3 separate regions of the Homo sapiens genome follow, and all the other regions are linked to region 1. The links are chromatin loops, found by intact Hi-C in ENCODE. Cell type or tissue: endothelial cell of umbilical vein. All regions are shown on one strand.

Region 1 (8,000 bases):
TTCTTGGGTTTTCATTTCACCTTAATCTCTAACATAGTACTTAAATATGTGTCCTGGCTGTGTCTCCATAACTTCACAAAGGGATAATTTTTCCAGAAACCTTCTCCTTTGTCTTTTGACTGCATTTACTTCCCATTCTTGCACAAACTATTCTTTTTTAGGTTAAATCACTGGGCTGGCCCTAACAGACTGCCATACATTTCCGCAATTAATAAACTTACAGGGTAAGAGTTCTGTTTCCTTCGACACCTTAATAGCCACAGTTTTTGAGCACAGTATTATTTTTTAAGCGGGTGCTCGCCAGCTTAGAGAGGCATTGTACTAGTGTTCAGTTCAGTGCCTTATATATAGTAGGTGCAGAGTGAGACTATTTGTTGATTCATTGATTAAGAAAAGGTTTATTGATTCCTCAGTTAATGTGCTAAATATAAACAAACAGACTTTACGAGTGAAGTCCAATTCTATGAGTGAATTCTTTCACATTACAGTTTTTTTTGGAACATTTCTAAAGGATTAAGAAAAAGGTAAATTGAGATACAACAATCTGTTTAAGTCCCTAAATGACTAGCAAGTGAACTATAAAATTAAGAGCTTAAAGGGCTCAGTTTTAAAATACTATCATTCTGGATAACTTTACAAGCGCTTCTTTCCCTCTCTATGGGAAAAAAAAAGACTGGAAAAACATAATAAAACACAGATAATTGTTTTGCTTATGGTAGAAGCAAAGATGGTAAGGATGGTAAAACTAAGGATGACTTTTTCCCTGTTTTTACATATATTAAAATTTTTCTGCAATAAGTATGTATTTTTATAATTATGGTAACTGATCTCACTCTGGATATACTTTGGATTTTTAACGCTTTCTATATAGTATAGCTTTAGTGTCCTTAGACATAATCCATAGGAATTAAATATTCATTAATTCAAGCATGTGCCTTCTAGAACAATTTGTTACATAATACCAGCACATTAAAGATAATTATTTTTCTTTCCATTCACAGAATGTTTTTCTTGCTTTAGGTGGACATGTCTCTATTTTTGCATTCTTTTCAAGTAAGTGCAAGTTTCTTGTATGTTCTCTACAGAAAAATGGTTCTCAATCTTTTCTTGGAAACAAGCACAAGAATGGCATTTACCCCGATATAGCTCCAATTTATATGTCTTTCAACTTTATGTATATTACCTTTTCAATGAGATTAAAATACTTTGATCACAGTGGAATCCAAATGGAATGAGCTACGTTATGTGGCAGTAAGTTCCCTACCAACGGATGTATTCAAAGCAAAGATCTCCCATAAAGGAGATTCCTGTATTGGGTGGGAGGTGGTACCATGTGAATTTTATGGCCTCCTTCCTATTTTATGATTTTAAAATAGTTTTTTGGATAAATCGACTTTAGTAATACTGACCTCTGCTGTGTCAAGTGCCTTTCCCAGTTCACTATTCAAATCAACCCACAGAAGACGCTCTCCTGATCCAGTTTAATTTAGCCAGCTATCGGATTACTTCCTGTGGAGACCAAGAATATTAACAGTTGCTTGCTATTTGAAATGACTGAAGTGTGCTGAAATAATGCAGTCAGCAAAATGTCACTTATGGCTTACATATGGATCTGTTGCAGCCTGTAAAACATTGTCTCCATGAGGGACAGCCAAAATGAAGAGTTATGTGGGAGTAATAAAATATGATAACTAGGCCTCAACCTCAAGTACAAACCCAGCTGCGCATGTACATACACATCCACGAGAAAGCCTGCTGATAATAAAAAGCAAAAAAAAACTCAATCATGTCCAGTGTGTGTGCACTTCGCCGCAGAACTGGTCGGGGAACTGTCCTTTCAGCACCACAGCAAGAAACCTGAATACAAGCCTAAACACAGGCAACCCAAAGCTGGACCAGGAGAAAAAATTCTTAAGGGTCCTACAAGGAAAGCAACAGCAACCGTATGGTTGTTTTTAAGGATGCAGTATTCCACTTGATTATCCTTTATTAATTTAAAACAAAATCCTCCAAAGATTTTGATAAAAGTTGACAAAACCCCAAATGAAAACCAAAGCTGCTCAAACTGAAGCCAAGAAACCAATAACTGATCTGCACCATTATGAACTGCTTTGCAATACCCACCACCAGCTCTACTCAGAAACACAACACATTTACATATACCCTGAATCAGATGTTCAGAGAACACGGAACATGCTTGCAGCCCTCTCCAGGGAGGACCTCAATTTCTAGGACAGGGAATGCGTGCTGAACACCAAAGGATCACTACCCACAACCACCACCTCACCAACCAGCAACCAAATCCTCTTTCAGGGAGAAATGAAGGCCTTATGGGTCATGAGCTCCAAAGAAAAATGCTGCAGTATTTCAAGAACCAGGTTACATGTAATGTGCTATAAAGCTTTCAGCATTTTAAGTCTGATTCCCCCAAGATTCCTACCAGGATGGTACCGTGTGGTAATGTTATCCAGCCATTTGCATCACAAATCAAAAAAAAAATTTTTTTTGAGAAAAGAATAAAAGCACAACATCCCCCCCTCCACATCTTCTAATGCACGTGGAGAAAAGAGAAGTGCAGAGGGATTTTGAGACAGTGAAAAACCTACCACACCCGAAATCTCCATTGGAAAGCTAAAACATCCCCCAGCCCTAACACACTGCTACCTCTCTCTAAAGGCTCTCCAGGTTCAAACTTGGGAAAACAGTTATAAAAAGCACTCTCCCCCTTTACCCCCATGGCCCCCACCCACACTTCCTGCTTCCATCCCTGACTCTCTGGTGCCCACTGTGCATAAAAAGCAGTTTTCCTTGTGTGGCAGAGCTTGCTCCATGCTAATTATTTCTCCCTCCCCCTGACTTTAGCCAGATGCAATCCAAAGTTTCTTCTACCCTCCCCCCAAACAGATGACATCCATTTATTATGAACGCTGATGCAGAACCTTGGAATCTCCGGACATAAAATGTATTCCCTCATGCTTCAAAAACTGCAGTGTAAGTGAGGAAGAGGGCATAGGGTGGAGTAGTCGGATGGAATGCATGGTTTGAAGAATCCTATTTATCGGGCTGAAAAATGGTTCCCATTCCATCCCAACTCGAAGCTGGGGCCCCTGAAAGGGTCTGACAGTCCTGGCTAACCCCTGGAAAGTTAGCCAAGTCTCCACCGGTGGTTGTTGCTGGCAATGGAGGGGATGGAGCTGAGCTCTCAGGAGAAACTGCAGAGGCTTTGCGGTGCCCCAAGGTACCAAGTGAGAACTAGAGAGGAGGGTCCAAGCCCACGGAGCTGGGCAAACAGTCCTGTACCCCAACGCTAACAAGAAGCCAAGGGTGCTGCTGCTGATGGTAAGGTGGGGGAGGGAGAGGAGAGGAACAAGCTCTGCATCGGGTGGCGTGGGGGTGGGGGGTGGGGGTGGGGGTGGGATGGGGGAAGGGGATATTCTCAAAGTGATGTGCTTCCAAATGCAGGAATCCTCGCCTGCCGAGGAAGGTCCCGGGAGCCCCCATCACAACTCCAGAGCACCCTGTTGGGAGGGGGACGAACGCATCCGAGTAAAGGACAGAGGGAGTCGGGAGTGCTGGCTGCGGGAAGAACCCAGGAGCCCTTGGCTTCTGCAGTTTTTAGCAGTGTGAAGCCGGCTGAGGGAGAAGGATGCAGTAAGACATGGGGGAGGGGGAGGGCTGAGGGGCTGCTGTAGGAAGATCCCGACAGCGCTGCCCTTCCCAGTGCAAGCCGGCTAGGGGCCCCAACTCTGCCCGGCACTGAGGGAGGGATGGAGGGCTGCACCGCGGAAGGGGCACCAAGGACGGGCCGTGTCCCTCACTGTAGCCGAGACGGAGAAAGCAGGGTGTCCGGGGTGGGGACTGGTGGTCCTCAGTTCTCTTAAGAGACCCCCGGTACACACAGTAGAAGGAAGCAAGAGTTCCAAACACCTGTCCAAAACAAGGAGAGCAGAGCCCCAGCTCCACGGCCCCTGGAGCCCCGCCGCGCACTCTGCGGCAAAGCCCCTGACTGGAGATGGGCGAGCCCCGCTCAAGGGTCCCGAGGCGAGAAGGGAAACCCGGAGGGCAGGAAGCAGCGCTAGGGCGGGGGCTCTGGGGCGACTTACGGCAGCGGCGGCGGCGAGGGAGGCAGCGGCGGCCCTAACGCGGGGCCCGGGAGGCGCGGCCGGACTGCAAAGGCGCCGAGGATGCGGCGGGCGGGACTGCGGTGGGCGCCATCTTGGAGCGCTCCCCGCGCCCGCCCCCCGCACCGCCCGAGTCCTTGCATAATTGATGACTCGCGCCCGCCGCGCGCCACCGCGCGCGCGCCCCTACTGCCGGGCCCCCCGCCCGCCCCGCCCCCGCGCCTACCCCTCCGCGCGCGCCCCCTGCCCGGGCCGGCCCCGGCCCGCAAGCGCCGCTGCCACCGCCCCCGCCCCCTCCCTGCGCTTCGCGCCCGCCCGCCCGCGCCCCCGCGGCCCACCTACCCCTGCAGGGCGCGCCCGCTCGCCCGCTCGCCTGCAGCGCGCCGCCCGCCCGCAGGCTCTCAGACTCGCGTCTCCGCGCCGCCGGGAGCGGATCAGGGGCAAGAGGGAACAGGGCGCCGGCAGGGGGCGCCGCGCGGGAGCGCCAGCGAGCGTCCCCGGGCCCGCCTCCACTACGCCCCCGCCGAGCCGCCGGGAGGGGCCGCGGGCTGAGGACCGGGACCCGCCGCGAGACGCTGGCTGGCTGCTCGCCAGCGCCGGGCGGCGAGACCCGAAAGCTGTCGTGGTGACCCGCGTGCTCTGTGGCCCGCGTCAGTGCCAAGTCTTACCTTTCTCCTGCCCCCCAACAGTGCCGCGCTCAGTGAAGTTTCTGACATCCAAAAGCGCAGGGAACTCAATTTACAGGATCTTGGGCCCACTGAAAAAACGAGAAGTCAATCAGCGGCAGGTGGAGGCTCGTGTTTCAGCCCACAGGGACCTGCTGCCAGGAGCGGGGAGGCGCTGCCTCCCTGACAGCCCCCAGGCCACCTCAGTCTTTCCGATCCTCAGTCTGTCCATCTGTAAAGTAGGCATGAGCATTTCGACCGCTCACTCCACCCTCGCGAGGATCTAGGTAATGAGTGCCAGAGCTCTTGGCACTTTACTGTGTCTCTCCTCTACTTAATATTTTCCTACCACCAATCACAAGAGGGAAAAAGGGTGTAACAACCTCTCCAAACCTCAGTGTTCTCGTCTGTAAAAGGAAACAGTCACAGTAGCAACCTTATAAACTTCTTGTTTGTACTAACGGGGAGCATGCACTTCACACATTGCTAACACAGCCAGGCACATGGTATGCTTATCACATAATGTGCCCTCTACAATACATTTAAAATTAGCTTTACTGGGGTATATTTGCGTGTGTTTAGATTGTACAATTTTGAGTTATGTGTGCACTCATGAAACCATCACCACCAAGGTAATGAACACACCCATCACCTCCAAAAATTTCTCCGTGTGCTTCTTTGTAATCACTCCCTGCATCGCTCGCCCCCACACACCCTCTCCAGGCAACCACTGATCTTCTTTCTATTACTGTACATTGGTTTGCATTTTCCGGAATTTTAAATAAATGGAATCATACAGTACAAACTCTCTTTTTTGTATGGCTTCTTCCACTCGGCATAATCGTTTTGAGATTATTCAGTCGTTGCCTATCAAGAGTTCTTTTTTACTGCTTAGTAGTATTCTTTATGGGGATACACCACAATGTGTTTATCCAGTCACCTGTTGATGACATTTAGGTTATTTCCAATGTTTGTCCGTTACGAACAAAGCTGTTATGAGCTTTCGTGTGCAGGTCTTTGTATGGATATATATGCTTTCGTTTCTCGTGGGTATAAATATCTAGGAATGGAATAACTGAGTCCTGTCTTAGGTGTATATTTAACATATTAAGAAAGGGCCAAACTGCCTTCCAAAGTGGTTGTGCCTTTCCATTCCTACTAGCAGCACATGAATTTCAGTTGTTCTACATCCTCACCAACATTTGGAGTGATCAGTCTTTTTAATTTTAGCCATTTGAATAGATGTGTAGTTTTATCTCGCTGTGGGTCTGTCGTCCATTTCACTAGTGACTAAAGATGTTGAACATCTTTTCATGGACTTGTCATCTGTAAATCCTCCTGGCGAAGTGTCTCTTCAAGTCTTTAGCCTATTTAAAAATTGGTGGGGTTTTTTCTTGTTAATTGAGTTTTACGAGTTGTTTATATATCCTGGCTGGGCTCAGTGACGCATGCCTGGTGTCCCAGCTACTCTGGACACTGAGCAGGAATAATTGCTTAAACCTAGGATTTCAAGTCCAGCATGGACAACACAGGAGACTCTGATTCTAAAATTTTTTTAAAAAAATTAAAGAGTTGTTTATATATTGTGGATACAAATCTTCTGTCAGACATGTGATTGGCAAATATTGTTTCCCAGTTTAGGCTTATCTTTTTATTCTTTTTACTCTCTTAACAGTGTTTTTCCAAAAGCAGAGGTTCTTCAGCCAGTTGTCCTGGTGCACACTTGTAGTCCCAGCTACTCGGGAGGCTCGGGCAAGAGGATCTCCTGAGGCCAGAAGTTGGAGGCTATAATGTGTTATAATTGGGCCTGTGAATAGCTGCTGCACTCAAGCCTGGCCAACATAGCCAGAACCTGTCTCTTAAAAAAAAAAAAATTAGACCTTCTTAATTTTTATGAAGTTCAGTTTATTATTTTTTCTTCTATGAATCATGCTTTTAATGTCATGTCTAATAAGTTTTTGCCCAACACAAGGCCCCAAATATTTTATCCTATGTTTCCTTCTGGAAATTTTATAGTTCTAGAGTTTACATTTAGGTTTATAATCCATTTTGAATTGATTTTTGTATGTGGTATGAAATGTAGTTTGAAGTTCTTTTGTTGTTTTGTTGCATAGATATATAGTTGTCCCCATACTATTTGTTGAAAACACTATCCTGTCTCCACTGACTACCCTTGCACCTTTGCAAAAAATCGTTTACTCAAGTATGTAAGAATCTAGTTCTAAACTCTCCTTCTGTTTCATTGATATATTTTTCTGTCTTGGCACTAATACCACACTGTCTGGATTACTCTGCCTTTATAATAAATCTTGAAATCAGGTACTTTCAGCCCTTGACTTTGCCCTTCGTTTTCAATATTGATCTTGCTAGTCTAGGTTCTTTGCATTTCCATATGAATTTTAGAATCACCTTGTCAAATTTCAACAAAAATCCACTGAGATTTTGATCAAGATTGCATTGAATCTGTAGATCAACTTGGGAAGAACTTATATCATAACAAAATCAAATTTTTCATTCCATGGACACTTTATTTTAGTCCTTTTTAATTTCAATGTTTTATAGTTTTCAAGATATGGGTCTTGCTCACCTTTCTGGGATTTATTCCTAAATATTTCATATTTTTGATGTTATTGAATGCTATTTTTATATGGCAATTTGATTATTCATTGGTATGGTATAGAAATATAATTATTTTTGTATATTAATCATATGTCTTGAAACTTTGCTAAATTCATTTAATACCTTTAGTAGAGCTTTTTGTAGAGTCATTTAGATTTTCTACTGATAAACATACAATCTGCAAATACACAGTTTTACTTCTTCCTTTCCAATCTAGATGTCGTCGTCGTTGTTTTCCTTGCCTTTATGCACTGGCTAGAACCTCTAATACAATGTTGAATAGAAGTGGTAAGAGCAGACATCTTTGTTTAGTTCCTCATCTTGGGGGAAAACTTTGAATCTTTGGCCTTTAAACATGATGATGGCTGTAGACTTTTTTTTCTAAATACCCTTTGTCATGTTGAGGAAGGAATCTTCTATTCCTATTTGGCTGAGGGGTTTTATCAATAATGGATGTTTAATTTTGTCAATGCTTTTTCTGCATATTTTTTTTTTTTTAGTCTTACATATAGTGGTTAATTTTCAAGTGTTAAACTAAACTCACGTTCCTAGGGTAATGTATTGATCATGACATACTATCTTTTTTATATATTGC
Region 2 (8,000 bases), 160 kb before region 1:
TGATCAACTCGTACCTGTTGACAAGGACTGTCCCAGTTTTAAAACTGCAAGGGCTTCCTCAGGCCTCTGCAAATTAAGGTGGTTGGTTACCCAACCAGGAGGGGACAGAACAATAACTAAAAATCATGTGACAAGTATTTAAAAAGAAGTATCCATATGGGGCTATAGAAGCACAGATGAAAGAAAAAATCTGAAAAGAATTCTTTTTAGCTGAAAATCTAGGTAACCTATAATTAAGAAATGATAACATTCATTTATGTTTGGTGAAGGAGGAAAATAACTTTCTGCTTTTTTGCTTTTGCTTAGAATCTGAGAACTTAAACTTATATGTCAGATTAAACCCTAGCTCTTCTTTCCATCCCCTTCCTCCTGAACCACTCAGTCCTGAAGGCTGTAGGTGGGCATGCCGGTAGAGGGAGGCTGCTGCCCAGTGCTGGAACCCCAGGAAGGGCACGGCCCAGCAAGGAGAGTCAGACATGGAGGGGAGCGAGGAGGTCCATGCAGGGCAGCAGGCTGGCATGGGCTGTCTGAGCCTGTGGGCCAAGGAGAGGCATCCGCTTTGGGCAACAGTCTAGGATGGGCAGTTGGAAGTGGTATGAGGCGTGGCTACCCCACATAGGTGTTGAGGCCCAAGTGTGGTGGGAGGACGTCCACACTTGAGGGGGTGGGGGACTTAGCAGAGAGAGTCAGAGCTTAAGTAAGGTAAAGATAGCATCTCCAGGAGAAGATCCCGGAGTGGGCTGAGGAGGGACTCCCTGCAGGGGAAGACTCACAAGGGGTGCCAGAGCCAGGTGAGCTGATGAGGGACTCATGTAGGGGAAGGCCTGATGTGGGGTGTCAGATCCCGAGTGGGGTGAGGAAAGTGTCCAAACAGGGAGGTGGACAGTGAGGGTGTGAGAGCTCATCAGGGTGAGGAGGATGTCGCCTAGTTTGGGATAAAGTCAATGGGCCAGGTGAGAACTTCCAGGAGTGTTCACACAGACAGATGGCAGCATGAGCAGGGTGACGAGGGGTGGCCTGGTGAGGGGTGTTAAGAGTCTGTGCAGGATAAACAGAGCTTCTATGTCAGGGGAGAGTCTGGTGTGGGGTGAGAAGGATGTCCATGCAGGCGAAGGCCTACTGTGAGGCATCGGGGTCTAAGCAGGGTGGGGCAAACCATGTGTGAGTTGGACTGGTGTGGGTTCCAAGCTGAGGAGTGTGAGCAGGTGTCCACATGGAGGACACGGCTCGGGTGCTGAAGGGGTGGGGGGCACCCAGAGCCTATACAGGGTGAGGAGGGTACCCATGCTATAAAAGGTAACAGTGGCTTTTTGATCAAATAAGTATACCAAAGATAGTGGCAACGAGGTTTCTTATTGTTGCAGGAGTTACAAATACAGAAAGGGAGAAAACTAGAAAGAATCTTGAAGTGTTGGATTAGAATTGGAAGTGACAGGATCAACTCATGGTTTGCAATATCCACGGCTAGCTCAATATAAATAGCTCATCATGTCCTAAGAGGGGCTGCATGCTGCTCCCATAGCAATATGCATACCTAGATCTCAGATCTCCACCTCTTCCTTTTTTTTTAGTTTTCTATTTTGTTTTAGAGATGGGGTCTCATTGTGTTGCTAAGGCTGGTCTCAAACTTTAAGCGATCCTCCTGCCTCAGCTGATACTCAGCCTAGATCTCTACTTCTAAATGCCATTTTTCCACTAAAAGACTCAGGGCTTCTTGAGAAATGGCTGATTCCAGCCCTGGGGCTGGAAAAACACGAAAGTATCCTGGAATACCTTGTGGTACCAGAAAGCCAGGAAGTGAAGAAGACATGTGAAAGGGATCAGAAGCCAGCTTGAAGGAATTTCCACTGGCCACATCAGAGGAAGTCTAAACATCAAATGGATTGTAACTCAGATAAAATAGAAAACCATTAATCCATACTGATATAAATAAAGGAAGAAATCAAAATCTGAATGAACAGGAAATTTAAATCGTTTCAAATGGTCTTCCTCACAAATACCTATTAAGTATACAGTAAGTCCTCACTTAATGTCCTCAATAGGTTCTTGAAAACAGCAACTTTAAGCCACATGATGTACTATATGCCATAGGAACTTAACTCTTGTTTATATCAACTGGCCTATGGTAAAACTGGTTTTGTTATACAGTATATCATTTAGCTTAAAGTCACAGTTTCCAAAAATCTAGAACCTATAGAGGATGTTAAGTGGGGACTTACTGTAAATGGAAAAAGCGTAACTTCACAGATGAAAAGCCTGGCAGACACCTCCTTAATCAAGTGATTAAATGAACGTCACCAGTAGTGGGACAAATGGAAGCTACATGCCAACTGGTAGATACAACGTGAAGAAGATAGTCTCACTTATCTGATATTCCTACCAAAATGCAGAACCTGCATCTAATCATAAGGAAGCATCAGACAAGCCCACATTGAGGGAATTCTACATAACAAATGACCTGTAGTCTTCAAAATGTCAAGACATGAAAGTCAAGGAAAGACTGAGGAACTCCTCCAGGCTGAAGAAAATTAGAGAGATATGATAGCTACATGTAATGGGGTAATCCTAAAACTGCATCCTTTTGTTACAGAGGATACCACTGGGATCACTGGCAAAACTTGAATAGGGCCTGAGAATTAGACCCTTAACTTAACTCACAATCAGGGCTATAGGAAAAGCCTCACATTCCAACCACAGGACAAGGTCATACTTTACTTCACAACATTGTAATGTATCAATGTTAATTTCCTGGTTTTGACAGTTATACTATGGTTATGTAGGAGAATGTACTTGTGTATAAAAAATACACACTATAAGCATTTGGGGGTGATAAGGCTATGTGATAAGGCTTTTATTGTAAAAAAAAAAAAAAAAGAAGTTTTTTGTACTGTACTTGAAACTTTCCTGTAAGATTCAGAATGTTTAAAAAGTCACCTCATAAACTTACTATTGTATTCAGTTAGTTGCAAAAAAGGCAGGAAAAGAATCATTACATTTATCTACTACATAACATAGAGGCTGTATAAGTCACACAGCTTCCCTGGGCTTCAATTTCCTCTATAAAACATGTGGATTGGATTGAATTATCTCTAAGGTTCTTCCTACTATTATTTTCTCTTTTGGGGAGGGTAGAAGAGGCAGGGATCTTCAATTTGCAGAAGACTGTTCTCATCTTTCTTTAAAAACATCTTTCTGTATGTCTACAGACAAAGACAACTTAACTCACAATTAGGGCTATAGGAAAAGCCTCACATTCCAACCACAGGACAAGGTCATACTTTATTTCACAAGTCAGTCTCATTTTTTTTCCATCCTCTTATTCTCAGGTTCAGTCAAAGCCTCTACCCAATTCTCCAAATCTTTGAAAATTCTCCTATTGAATTATACTAACACAGTTCCTAAGATTTATAAGATACTTTTAGCTATCCCAAAGACTTCCATATAGGTTCTCATTTTATCTTCCCAACCAGTGATGGCATGGTATTATCTTAACTTTACAGATGTGAAACATTTCTGGACAGAAATCAATGACTTATTTAAGGTTATACGATATCTAATAGGAATGAAAACCCAAATCTTCTGACTTCCAATTCTGTGTTCTTTCTGCCAATCTCAGCGCTCGTGTTGATTGGCAACAAAGTATATCTTTGAGTTTCTGGTATTGTCCAGAAAACACTCATGAGGTCCAGCACGTACCCAACTTCCTTATTTGGCATCTCCACTCAGTGAATAGACACTTAATATGTCCAAAACAGAACTCTTGATTTTATACGTCAAGCCAGTTCCTTTGCAGTCATTCCACTTTTCCCTCAGTTATTAAACCCCCACATCGAGGCACCATTCTTGATTTCTTTCCTTTTACCCTCACATCTAGTACAAAGTATGCTGGACTATATACTAAGCTCCCTCCCCACTGCTAATTGTACATTTACTTGCCGTTTGAAAACCCTTGCCACCTAAGAGCTTTCTTATTCTAGAACTTGGTTCTGGGTTGGCTTGTCTCATGGAGTTCCTGAATATTAGCTGTTGACCTTCTCTTATTTCCTCTTTTTTTACTGATGGTTCTGAGCAAAGTCTTCTGCATACTTACAATTCTAATTTAGATGTCATCCTAAATCTCTAAATTTTCATGAAAGGAAAAATAACATTATTTGCTAGCCTGGTCTGACTGGAGTTCTAGTGGGGATAGGTGAAAAAGCCTCTCAAAATCCCTTGAAAATCAAAGACTGGTTCTGTAAAAAGTAAGGAAAAGTAAAGATTTTGAGAAAAACAAAACTCTACAGGGAAAACAGAACCACCAACATCAACAATAAAAATTATCAAGACATATTTCTTGTTACTTAACTCTTGGCTACTAAAATCAAGCTTATATCTAAATGATATTGTTGACAGGGTTAAAATTCTGCTTGATGGCCAAGGTACTGTGTCAGCCAGTCACAGCATGTGCCCACTGACAGGCACCTTTCAGAGCCAGTCAGCAGACTTCTTGGACAGTCTGTGGGAGTGTCCCATTTCAAGACTCCGGGCATTCCACTGGACTGCACACAAGGGTTTACATCATTGCAGAGAGCCTGGAGCATGTCACCAACCACAGACATGGAGACTGGAAAGATCACAGAATCATCTTGGATGTATACCAGGGAACACAATGGGCTACAAAGGATCTCTTTGCCATGTGTTTTGAGAATGAGAAATGAAAATGATATTGTAGTGCTCTAATAGTATAGTAATAGGACTTAAGGTCAAAACTGTGTGGTGTGTGGTGTGTGTGTGTGTGTGAGAGAGGGAGAGAGAGAGTGAGAGAGCACACATAAGAGAAACTGGGCAGAAATCATGCTCAAATCATTAATAAACGGTAATAGCCAGATTTGGACATGCCTGTGGTTAACACCTAAGGAATTAGGGGGCCCAGGTGACCTAGGGGATTCTTTCTCACTAATTCTTTACTATCTATCAAAATTCAATTAACTCCTGATTTTTGTAGTAAACAAAGCACATAATCCTCAAATCACAGCTACTTAATTTCAGAATACACACTTTGTAATCTATTTTTTTTAAAACTACATACTTTAATGGCCTAGAAGTTGGATTGGAGGGGGAAACCAGCCTTGAGTGAAAACTTTCCCATAAATAGTCCCCATTTAGGTAATTAAGGCCTGACAGAGCAGGCAAATCCATAGTTACATGTAGTGTACTATAAGAGCTCCCCTATTTTGTGGTAGATGTTACTTAAGGTGAAAGGGGAACTGATTTGCTGGAGCAATGCAGGAATCAATGTGAGAAACAGAATGAGGAAAAAAACCAGAAGTACTTGGCTCAGGCTGCTGAAACCAACCCACTGTACCAGGCCTCCCATTCTGTCGCCAACATTGGTTTTCTGCCAATAGCTCCTAAATGACGTCTTCAAAGTTCTGCAGAAAGAGGAAAGGGATCACAACAGTGAGCAGAAAAGCAGCTGGTGTCCTGGCATATGTGGAAGCATTTGTCTTCCAATTAACTATTACTTTCTTTTCAAAGAAACTCCAGCTTTCAGTACCAGAAAAAGATATCCTACAGGCAAAACACATTCCAATCCTAATATCGGGAGACAGTGTTCCATCTTACCAGATTTCCTACAGCCAAGACATGTTCAAATTGTGGTGTCATAGGATGGTGCTCCATTGCCATAAACAGTGTATTCAGGACGATGCAGATGGTGATGGCTAAATCCACAAAAGGGTCCATAACTATCAAGTTCACAATCTCTTTCAGTTTTATCCAGTAGGGGTGGCACTCCCAGATGAGGAAAGTGTTGGCAAATTTATACCAGCATGGCGGGCACTTTCTCTGAGACTCTTCCAGTTCTACAGTAAGTAAGAACAAAGATGGCCCCTCAATCACAGCAAGAAAACCAGGGGGACACACTACTCACTCTCAGTCATTATCACTGTTATTAATATGGAATCAAGGTTGTTTTGAGCGCTGACATTCCTAAGTGTTTTCCTTCTCTCTAAGGTAGAGAGGAAGCATGATCCACACAAGTTGCCTCCCTGTTAATAATGATCTAGTTATAAATGAAACTCAACCCATCAGTTATGGGAGTCGAGCACAGAGGTCAAGAGCTTGGCCTCTCAGGTCTGACTCCCTGGCCTCAACTGGCTTGAATGCTTACAAGTTGTGTGATCCCAGGCAAGGTAGCTGATTTCTCTGCTCAGCTGCCTCAGCTGTAAAACAAGGCATTTACTTTACAGGTTACAGGACTGAATGAGTTTGACTAAATTAGATGCTGGTGTAAAGCAGTCACTATAGTATCTGGCACAGGGTAAATCCTCAATAAATGGTAGGTATTCTATTATACACTATATTATTCAATTATTGTCAGAGAAGCCATCAAAAGTATGGACTCAAGCCAGACATATTTGAGTTCAAATACTAGCTCAGACACTTGCTAACTGTGGGACCGTGAACAAGTTACTTTGATTTGCTGTGAGAATTAAAGAGCTAAAATATATACAAAGTGCCCCAGAATACCCTGGCAGATAGAAAGTGCCATGGAAGTGTTTGCTATTATTATTATCTTCATTAGCAGGACCAGCATCATCGACCAAGCCACCATGTAAAACACATCTGCTATGTTCTCAAAGAAGTACAAGTTACTGTCTCCACCCTTAACAAGTTTACAGCTCATGGTTGAGTTAGAAATACAAGTCACACTCCTCTCCCCTTTTCACCTTTCCTTCCTTGTTCTGTCTCCTCCTGTCTCCTTCTTTCTTGCCCCTTTGCCCTTTCCTGCTCTCATCCTTTGCTTTTCTCTTTCTTTCTACAGCTTCTTCCTCCTTCCCTCCCTGGGTCATCATCTTCTTTCCTTTTTCTTTCTCTCCTTTGTCTTATCTTCTCCGTCTCTTTTAGAAACAGAAAGTGTTATTGTCAAACAAGATCTCACATGACCCCCAATACATGAAATACACCAGGAATTTCCCTAGATGAAGCAGGAGCCCACTTGGATAGATTTCTTCCTCTCCTGAGGCACTCCCCTAGAATCCCAGGACTCTGATACACACAGACTGAAAAATCACTGGACTAGACGATCTCAAAGGTCATTTCCAAAGCAAAGATTCAAAAGAATTATCAGATATCAAAGACAGACACTCAACTGGCAGTTACAACAATCTAGGTATGAAGCCCTACATAACAAAGCTCTCCTCAAATTAAGCATGAAATACAACTGCCAGGATTACAAAATTCCAAGGACCCTGAGCTAAGAGGATGCTTTTTAAGAGGTGAACTTTGAAAACCTGTCAGAATGTGAGGTATTGATTCTACAGGGTTGGCTGTAACAGCTACTCTCTCTCTGTTCAATTCTGCTGACACTATCAAATCATTTAAGGAAAAAAAAAATTCCCTAACATTTCACCAAAACCAAGATGGCTGCCTTAAATTAGCCTACGTTCCCTTTTCCAACCAGCTGGATGGCGATGCTTTATTTTAGACAAGGTGGTTTTGGCTGAGTTTCTGATTGGTTCCCTGGTTGCTAAGAAAATGGTTGCCTTGGTTTTTCAGATTTAAGGACCCCTGTAAGCGCCACGTGGGAGGCTGCGTGGGAAAGGAAGTCTGTGAGGAAAATCTGCTGTGGCTTCTTCCTCAGAGAACTCCCTCCCTTCCTAAGGTAAATATAGTTTTCTCCCCCAAAAAAGAAAATGACAAGGTTCTCTTATTTCCATAAATTCTTACAGTACATATTTGGAAATTTAGTTCCGTTCCCTTTTTTATCTCCTCCCTTCTCCAAACGACTGTTGCTCATTGGCACGTGGAGGTTGAAGCTGCGACTGCTCACATTTATGACAGTTGACACAATTGTAATGTTTTAAAATGAACTAGGTCTTGAGTCTTGCCACACAGCAAAAAGGGGTTTTCCTGCCCTACAGGGCACCAAGAAAATTCCTCTAGGGATACCAGACATCTCTTAGCCACATTTACTGAGAAGGGAAGATCCTCAGGATAAACTTTCACGCCTACAAAAA
Region 3 (8,000 bases), 87 kb before region 1:
TTATCCCAGGAATGCAAAGATAGTTTAGCATTTGAAAATCAACCAATGTAATGCAACATATTAATAAAGGAGAAAAACCACATGATCATCTTAATAGATGCAGAAAAAAGCATTTGACAAAATTCAACACCTTTCATAATAAAAGTACTCAACAAACTAGTAATAGAGGTCCTTCTTAACCTGATACAGGTCATTTATGAAAAGCCCCCACCTTTTTTTTTTTAACCTCCATCCCCTACAATTAGGCTTTTGGTTCTTTGAGGGCAGGAACCAATCTTATGCTTCCCTCCACAGTTCCAAAATAATGATCAGCCTATGTACTCCCAATGCACAGTATTAGTGATGTTTTTTAAAGTTCTTTTCTTATCTTCTATTCTTTCCTTTCCTAATCTACCAGAGTCACGTCATTCTCTTCCCAATGGAAAAGTATTGAGCTAGATTCATTCTACAAACGCCCACTACACCATCCCTAGTGTTTGACATTGTACTGCAGTGAAATTCTTCCTGTAATGGAGCATACTGGTTCTGGTGGGATATGCTGCAGAAAAAGCCTAATCCTAAAAGCAAAGAGAAGTAGGAGACCTAGGGTTCATCTGAAACATATCGAGGGCTGAGCTATAGCTCTTCCATATCTTGGCTTCTCAAAGAAACAAACAGCCCAGGGCTTCCCCCAAACCCCTTCTCTGAAGTACTTGTACCTCTCTGTGTTTCTACAGCAACTCCCTCTATGAAAATAGCCTTTTAAATAACCTCCTCATTCAACCTCATGAGGTTCCCATGAAGTATGGGTGAAGGAGGAATTATTATCCTCTATACACTTAACAAAAGCTCAGGAGAGGAACACCACCTATCAAAGGTCACGCAGCAAAGAGCAGCATGTTATGCCGAGCTTCGAGCCTCTCAACAGCTTCCACTGTGCCAGATTGGGAGGCAGTTCAGTGGCAACGTGGCAAAGAATGAAGTTGGTGTGGGAGACAAATTCTCTGGTGAATGAGAAATTTGAGTCCCCGGGGTAGATAGGGCAGCTAAGCAACAATGAAAGAAGCACTGGCCCATGCCCCAAGACCTAAAAACCACCGGGCCAGGCCTTTACAATATCACCTACAAAACCTCTCCTTAGGAGACAGACAACAGGATTTTTATTTTTTATTTATTATTATTATTATTATTTTGAGACAGAGTTTTGCTTTTGTTGCCCAGGTTGGAGTGCAATGGCGCAATCTCGGCTCACTGCAACCTCCGCCTCCCGGGTTCAAGCAATTTTCCTGCTTCAGCCTCCCCAGTACTTGAGATTACAGGCACCTGCCACCACGCCCGGCTAATTTTTTTGTATTTTTAGTAGAGACAGGGTTTCACCATGTTGGCCAGGCTGGTCTTGAACTCCTGACTTCGGATGATCCGCCTGCCTCAGCCTCCCAAAGGGCTGGGATTAAAGGCGTGAGTCACCGCGCCTGGCAGGATTTTTTAAAGTAATGTACTCTATACTTTCCATTTTTCTTGTCTCTTGGTTTGGTCGTGATGGAAATATAGGTCTAGAGGTAGCATGGAGGGTATTTCCTATCACTGAATCAGTGCCTGCAGTGCTTGGCATACAGCAGGTGCTTCATAAATGTCTGTTGATTGGTTCATGAACAAATGCTTATGTTGTTTTAGGTGAGGGAAAAGGAGAAGAAGAAAAACAAAAGGAAGCCATTAGGAAATGGAAACTGTTACACCTTGGTTGAAGAAAAACTAGGAGGTAGGATTCTGAATTAGGATCAGTCATGAGCTGTCAAGTGGGAGACTGATGATTCTGGGGGAAACTAAGCATCTTTAGTGAATTCAAAAACTATGATTTTGTAAGCAGAAGGCTTTACTAAGGACATTTGATGTGTGAAATAGAAATTTCCTAATTAATTTGGGTACTGAGTGTTGCACTTAAAATAAAACTCATTTACCATCACCCCTTTCTAAATATTTACATCTTATATCTTCATCAAGTATAAAAACAGTTTTTCTGTTAACAAAAATAAACATCTAGCACACTAAACTCCTGAAATGAAGGTAAATCTCCCATACTTTAGTAGGAAATTGTATTACAATAAAACATGTTTTATTATTGAAATAATTAGATTTACAGATAATTTGCATGCAGTTTTTCACAATGGATCTTTTTTGAAAAGCAAGATAGTCCACCTATAAGTCCAGCACTTTGGGAGGTCGAGGTGAGTGGATCACGAGGTCAGCGGTTCAAGACCAGCCTGACCAATATGGTAAAACCCCATCTCTACTAAAAATACAAAAATTAGCCCGACATGGTGGCATGTGCCTGTAGTCCCAGCTACTCTGGAGGCTGAGGCAGGAGAATCGCTTGAACCCAGGAGGCAAAGCTTGCAGTGAGCCAAGATTGCACCACTGCACTCCAGCCTGGGCAACAGAGCGAGACTCCGTCTCAAAAAAAAAAAAAAAAAAAAAAGGCAAGATAGTCTTTGGACAAACACAAGTACTCAAAGCTTAGGAATTTCCCTTTTAATACTGGGGCTTGCAGTAGTTACACGAGAAAGAGATAAGTAATATACCCGGCACCAGCAAGCTTTTTCTGAAAGGGCGCAGGCAGTCAATACTGCAGGCTTTGTAGGCCATACAGTGTCTGTTAAAACAACTTACCCCTGTAACTGTGGTGTAAAAGTAGCCATAGACAACATGCAACCCAAGAAGAGTGGCTGTGTTTCAGTAAAACTTTATGGACACAGAAATTTAAATTTCGTATCATTTTCACACATCCAACCATTTAAGAATGTAAACTACTCTTAGCTTGTGGGCCATACAAAAACAGATGGCAAAACTGATCTGCCCCAGGGGATACACTAATATTAGTTCCTGACTAAGTCCAGACTGACTGCATAAGAATCATCTGACTAGCTTTCTATTTTGTCTTATCTTTTATTTTTATTTTTTGTAGAGACAGGGTCTTGCTATGTTGTCCAGGCTGGTCTCGAACTCCTGGCCTCATGCAATCCTCCTGCCTTGACCTCCCAAAGTGCTGGGATTATGATTATAGCTGTGAGCCACTGCACCTGGGGTGAGTAGCTTTATTTTTTTTTATTTTTTTATTTTTTTTGGAGACGGAGCCTCGCTCTGCTGCCTAGGCTGGAGTGCAGCGGTGTGATCTCGGCTCACTGCAACCTCCACCTCCTGGGTTCATGCCATTCTCCTGCCTCAGCCTCCCGAGTAGCTGGGACTACAGGCGCCCGCCACCATGCCCAGCTAATTTTTGTATTTTTAGTAGAGACGGGGTTTCACCGTGTTAGCCAGGATGGTCTCGATCTCCTGACCTCGTGATCCACCTGCCTCAGCCTCCCAAAGTGCTGGGATTACAGGCGTGAGCCACCATGCCCAGCCTAGGCTGAGTAGCTTTTTAAAAAACACAGTCATAAATCCCTTCTCCAGGTGTTCTATTAAATAAGTGTGCAGAATCCAGGAATCTGTGCTCACCAGATTTGGGGAACCACTAGATCATCTCTCAGGTCATGTGCTAAAACATTTGTGTTCTCCTTCTTCCCTGCCTCTGCCTAACTGTATGGCCTGGCTGGGCCACTGCATGTCTCTAGATCTCATTTTCTTCGTCTATAAAATAAGAGAGAGGGCTGCCTGATGGGCATACTCAGGTCCTTTCCAGCACTGATATCTGTAATTCTACGATTTAGAAAATTCACAGAGCATCCAGGATTAAGTGCAACAAAGCAGCAAACCATAAATTTGAGGAGAAAGCCTATTATTATTTATTCTCTCACATTTTATCCTTGTAGAACTCTCTTGAGTTAGTTATTCTGCTTCCTTATGTTGAAGTCTGTCAAGTCCAGGGTCAACAGTGCTTGATAGTACCATACTTATGTCAGCAGGGGGGAGCATAGAGCAGCCCCAAGGCAGAACTGCGTCACACAATGCTTTTCCCTGCACTATCTCCCCTACTTTTATCCCCTGTTCTCAGGAGAACAGTGAATATGGGAGAATGGAAAGGAATGACTGGTGATGGGTTGACTTTGAGAGAGATATATGTATATATGTTTCATATGGCTGATTAAACGTTTGTAATCATCGTTAAACTTCTGGTGGGAATCCAGAAAAGGACATTTGTCCTCTCTCGTTCAACACTACGCTCTAACGCCAGATCCTTCAAAGCCTAGATATAGTGGAAAGGACAGCAAGCTTTGGGTTTTTACAATACTTCTTAAACAACAATCACTTGGTGCCCATGAAGTCCAATAATATTTTACCTAATCTGTCTCAAATTAGATCTTTGTGAAGTAAATGAGTTAAAAGGGAAATTGAAATTGGATTGCGGTTACTGCCCAAGGGGAAATATCAGTTTACAACAACAGCCACTGAATGTGTTTCAGCACAAGGTCCATTAAGAGCGGCAGAACAGTTCTTAACGAGTTATGGCATGGAGTATTAATAAATGTGTCATGTGGCATAAAATGAGCCTTCTGAAAAGCACAGGCTTTTCATTTCTAATTAGCAATGTGGGGCTTGGAGCACACAATGTAGAAGCATTGCCATTGTTAACTCAGGGTAAGATATCTTCTCTTTGGGGCCCACTATTAGGGGAAGGAACACCGTGCAAGGCCAGGTAGAGCACGTCCATATGCATACCAAACAAATCCTAGCATACTGCAAATGCAAAACAATGAACACACACAGTCATCACAGGACTGCAGTACAGCTAGTTTATTAGCATGTCTCCACCCCATCCCAAGACTGAAATAATTTTTTTAGCCACACAAAAAGTGTAAATTAAAAAAAAACAGGATGGGCTCACATCTGTAATCCTGTAATCCCAGCACTCTTGGAGGCCAAGAAGGGAAGATCGCTTGAGCCCAGGAGTTCGAGATCAGCCTGGGCAACATGGCAAAACTCCATCTCTACAAAAAAAATAAAAAAAATTTGCTGGGAATGGTGGCATGTGCCTGTAGACCCAGCTTACTTAGGAAGCTGAGGTGGGAAGATCGTTTGAGCCTAGGAGGTTGAAACTGCAGTGAGCTCTGCTCTCCAGCCTGGGAAACAGAGCAGGACCCTGTCTTGGTAAAATAAAATAAAATAAAATAAAATAAAATAAAATAAAATAAAATAAAATAAAACAAAACAATAAAGGATGCATATATATGAAAAGACTTTATATAGAAGAGTACTCAATGCAGGGGTGGAGAATATCATAGAAGAGAAAGCTTCTTCGAGAAATATTTATTATCCATTCCCTGGTTTGCTGTGAAACACATGGCCCAGGAGAGCAGCTCTTCACTCAACCAATTCTCCCCATCCTGAGAGGTCAACATCTCAACTAGGGCAAAGGTAATCTGCAGGCATCTGATGAGCTTCTGGCTATAATGAACACCTAGGGGCTCAGAGGTTTAGCTAATCAACAAGAGGGCAGCTGGGAACCTTTGAGTCTATCTGACTATAACTATTACTGGCAATGACTTATGACTGTCCCTAGATCTTAACTGTTTTGATTTCTAGAACTAACTGGTCCTCTCATTTTTAGCCAACTTCTCTGGCCTTAAATTCTTGCCTGCCTAAACAAAATATATGTACTTTATTCCCCCAGGCCTATGCACCTCTTTCTGAACTAGGCAACTGGCCAGTTGTTCATTAATCAACAGCAATTTGGCATTCATTTCTGAGTATGCATACAGCCAATATAGCAAGCAACAAATAAGTGTCTTTTCAAAATTTCCCTGGTTTAATAACGGAAAATATAATGCAGAATCTAAACAGATTCTATATCAGGCTAGGAAGCTGTTCAGAAACAAATGACCTGTTATGTAAAAATGACTATGCCATGTTGAAAAGAATCCTGATTTATGCTAATCTGCCTAGTGAATTCCTCAAGTAAAATTACAATATAGGTTATATTATATAGCCCCAGTGTGTCCCAGGAAAGTCTCCAGCAAAGGCATAACTGGAATGCATTTCCAGAGTACCCGTGTCCTGGTACTATCCAGCTCCCCTTAGAAATACTAAACCAAAGCAGGACATAAAGACACCAGCAAAATTCTTCCCTAGGCGTGTACTTCTATTTGAGCTGTGTGATTATTTAGAACCATCATTTTCCACGCCTCTATTACACGATACTGAGAATGGAGCAAAAGAGACCACTAAATCCCGTATTTTAAAAATTCCTTCTTAGTAACCGATAATTTTACCTATGAGTCTATTTGAAGAAATAATAAAATTCAATATTTATTAAGCATTTACTATGTGGCAGGCAGGCACCCTACTAAGATACTTAATATAATAATTGTCTCACAACTACTCTATGAGGTAGGTACTATTTTACAGATGATAAAATTGAGGCAGGAGGTTAAGTAACTTGCCCAAGACAACACAGCTATTATGTGGTGAAATTTAGCATTGAACTGAGGCAATCTAACTACAAAGCCTATACTCTTAATTATCAAGGCATACTACAATTTTAAAAAGCTTCAAAACTATTACTCAAATCTAACTATTCGTTTCACAAACAAGAAACCAAGCACAGAATGCTCTGCCCAAACTAAGGTCACAGCACTAGTGAGCAGGAGCGGGGCGGGGGAGTTGCCAGGGACTAGATCTCCCGGCTTCTAGTTCTAAACTCTTTTTACTGCACCAGGTCATCTGGTCCAACCCTCAGATCAATGAACGAATCTCCTCTACTTAATAACTTTAACTGTTGCAAAACGGAACCCCCTACATGTGCTGTTTATGGTCTTTTCTCCAAGTTCAGTTTGATGAAGATAATGCTAGCACCACATCTGCCTGTGGCTTTACAGTTTTCCAGGTGCTTCTGCATACACTTCTTCATTTGCTTTGACCTTGTAACCCCATGCTCTCCAACCTACATTTGGAGTAGCTGCCACCCTTCCTGCTCACGTTCTGGTCACAGGAAGCCATACCGGGCAGAGCAGCAGCACTGTGCACCTGCTTCAATGCTGAGCCAGCACAATGCTGCTTCCCAGGGCAGGGCAGGTCTGACCCTCCTCCATGGCCATTCTTCCTTGTTGTCCTTCGATATAAATTTGACTTTGATCACCTTCTACTTTAACCTCTTAAAGTGCACAGACTACAGTTGCTCTAAGCAAGAGCAAAATGCAGGCTTATTATGTAAAGCATATTAACCCCTCTATTTACTGAATTCATATTCTAGAATCTATTCTCACTCTCCTCTCTCTTAGAAAGCAGCAAAGCAGAGTGGTTTACAGGCTTTGAGGCCAGAAAGACCTGGATTCAATACCCAGCTCTGTCACTCATTAGCTGTCATGATCTTAGGCAACTTATGTTAAGGTTGCTAAGGCTCAGTTTTCTTATTGATAAAGTGGGTGCCATCAATCACTATTCCAATTTTATCAGGTTGTTATAAAGATTAAATGAAGGGTCACAAGGAGTCCTTAACACAGTGGCTGGTACAGAACAGGCACTCGTTAAATGTGGTTATGATGCTGCCACTGCTATCACACAGTACTGCCATTCCTTCAGCTCTTTGGCTCCAAACACGGAGTGGCCATTAGAAGACAAGAAGGGGCTGGCCAGGTGCAGTGGCTCACGCCTGTATTCCCATCATTTTGGGAGGCCGAGGCGGGTGGATTACCTGAGGTCAGGAGCTCAAGACCAGCCTGGTCAACATGGCAAAACCCCGTCTCTACTAAAAATACAAAAAAATTAGCCAGGCGTGGTGGCGTGCACCTGTAATCCCAGCTACTAGGGAGGCTGAGGCAGGAGAATCATTTGAACCCGGGAGGCGGAGGTTGCAGTGAGCCGAGACTGTGCCACTGCACTCCAGCCTGGGTGACAGAACAAGACTCTCTCTCTCAAAAAAAAAAGAAGATGACAAGAAGGGGCTAATATTTCTGTTAATTTGGATCCACATACTTGGCACAAGCCTGCAGGAAGGACACTTGTGCACAAGTTAGAGCAAGAATCCAGAGCAAGGCTGCACTAGCTCAAAATGGGTCCCAAAGGTTATTTCCAACCTGGGAACTCTG

What was found. Peaks named below come from ENCODE experiments on the same cell type or tissue, not always from the same donor. Only the 100,000 strongest peaks of a DNase experiment are listed, where the experiment ranks them.
Region 2: a loop joins it to region 1, with 2.7 times the contacts of the local background. A loop is called at or near these places in 3 of 110 quality-filtered maps.
Region 3: a loop joins it to region 1, with 8 times the contacts of the local background. A loop is called at or near these places in 7 of 110 quality-filtered maps.

Annotation. Positions count from the first base shown.
Region 1 is chr12:51,587,463-51,595,462 of GRCh38, reverse strand. SCN8A (sodium voltage-gated channel alpha subunit 8) reads right to left here and starts at 4,230. Exons shown (of 27, transcript NM_001330260.2): 1 at 4,104-4,230. RefSeq lists a silencer at 4,478-4,727. In endothelial cell of umbilical vein, a CTCF peak has its summit at 4,608 (motif pointing right); DNase peaks (open chromatin) are centred at 1,822 and 4,592; H3K4me3 peaks cover 1,586 bases; H3K27me3 peaks cover 1,989 bases.
Region 2 is chr12:51,749,198-51,757,197 of GRCh38, reverse strand. SCN8A (sodium voltage-gated channel alpha subunit 8) reads right to left here. Exons shown (of 27, transcript NM_001330260.2): 14 at 5,605-5,843. Among named protein-coding and RNA genes, the nearest start is that of TMDD1, 62 kb to the left of the region's middle. In endothelial cell of umbilical vein, no CTCF peak of the experiment used is centred here; DNase peaks (open chromatin) are centred at 1,877, 2,717, 4,487 and 5,377; H3K27ac peaks cover 1,892 bases.
Region 3 is chr12:51,674,177-51,682,176 of GRCh38, reverse strand. The region is part of intron 2 of SCN8A (sodium voltage-gated channel alpha subunit 8); the gene reads right to left. Among named protein-coding and RNA genes, the nearest start is that of SCN8A, 87 kb to the right of the region's middle. In endothelial cell of umbilical vein, a CTCF peak has its summit at 3,880; a DNase peak (open chromatin) is centred at 3,886.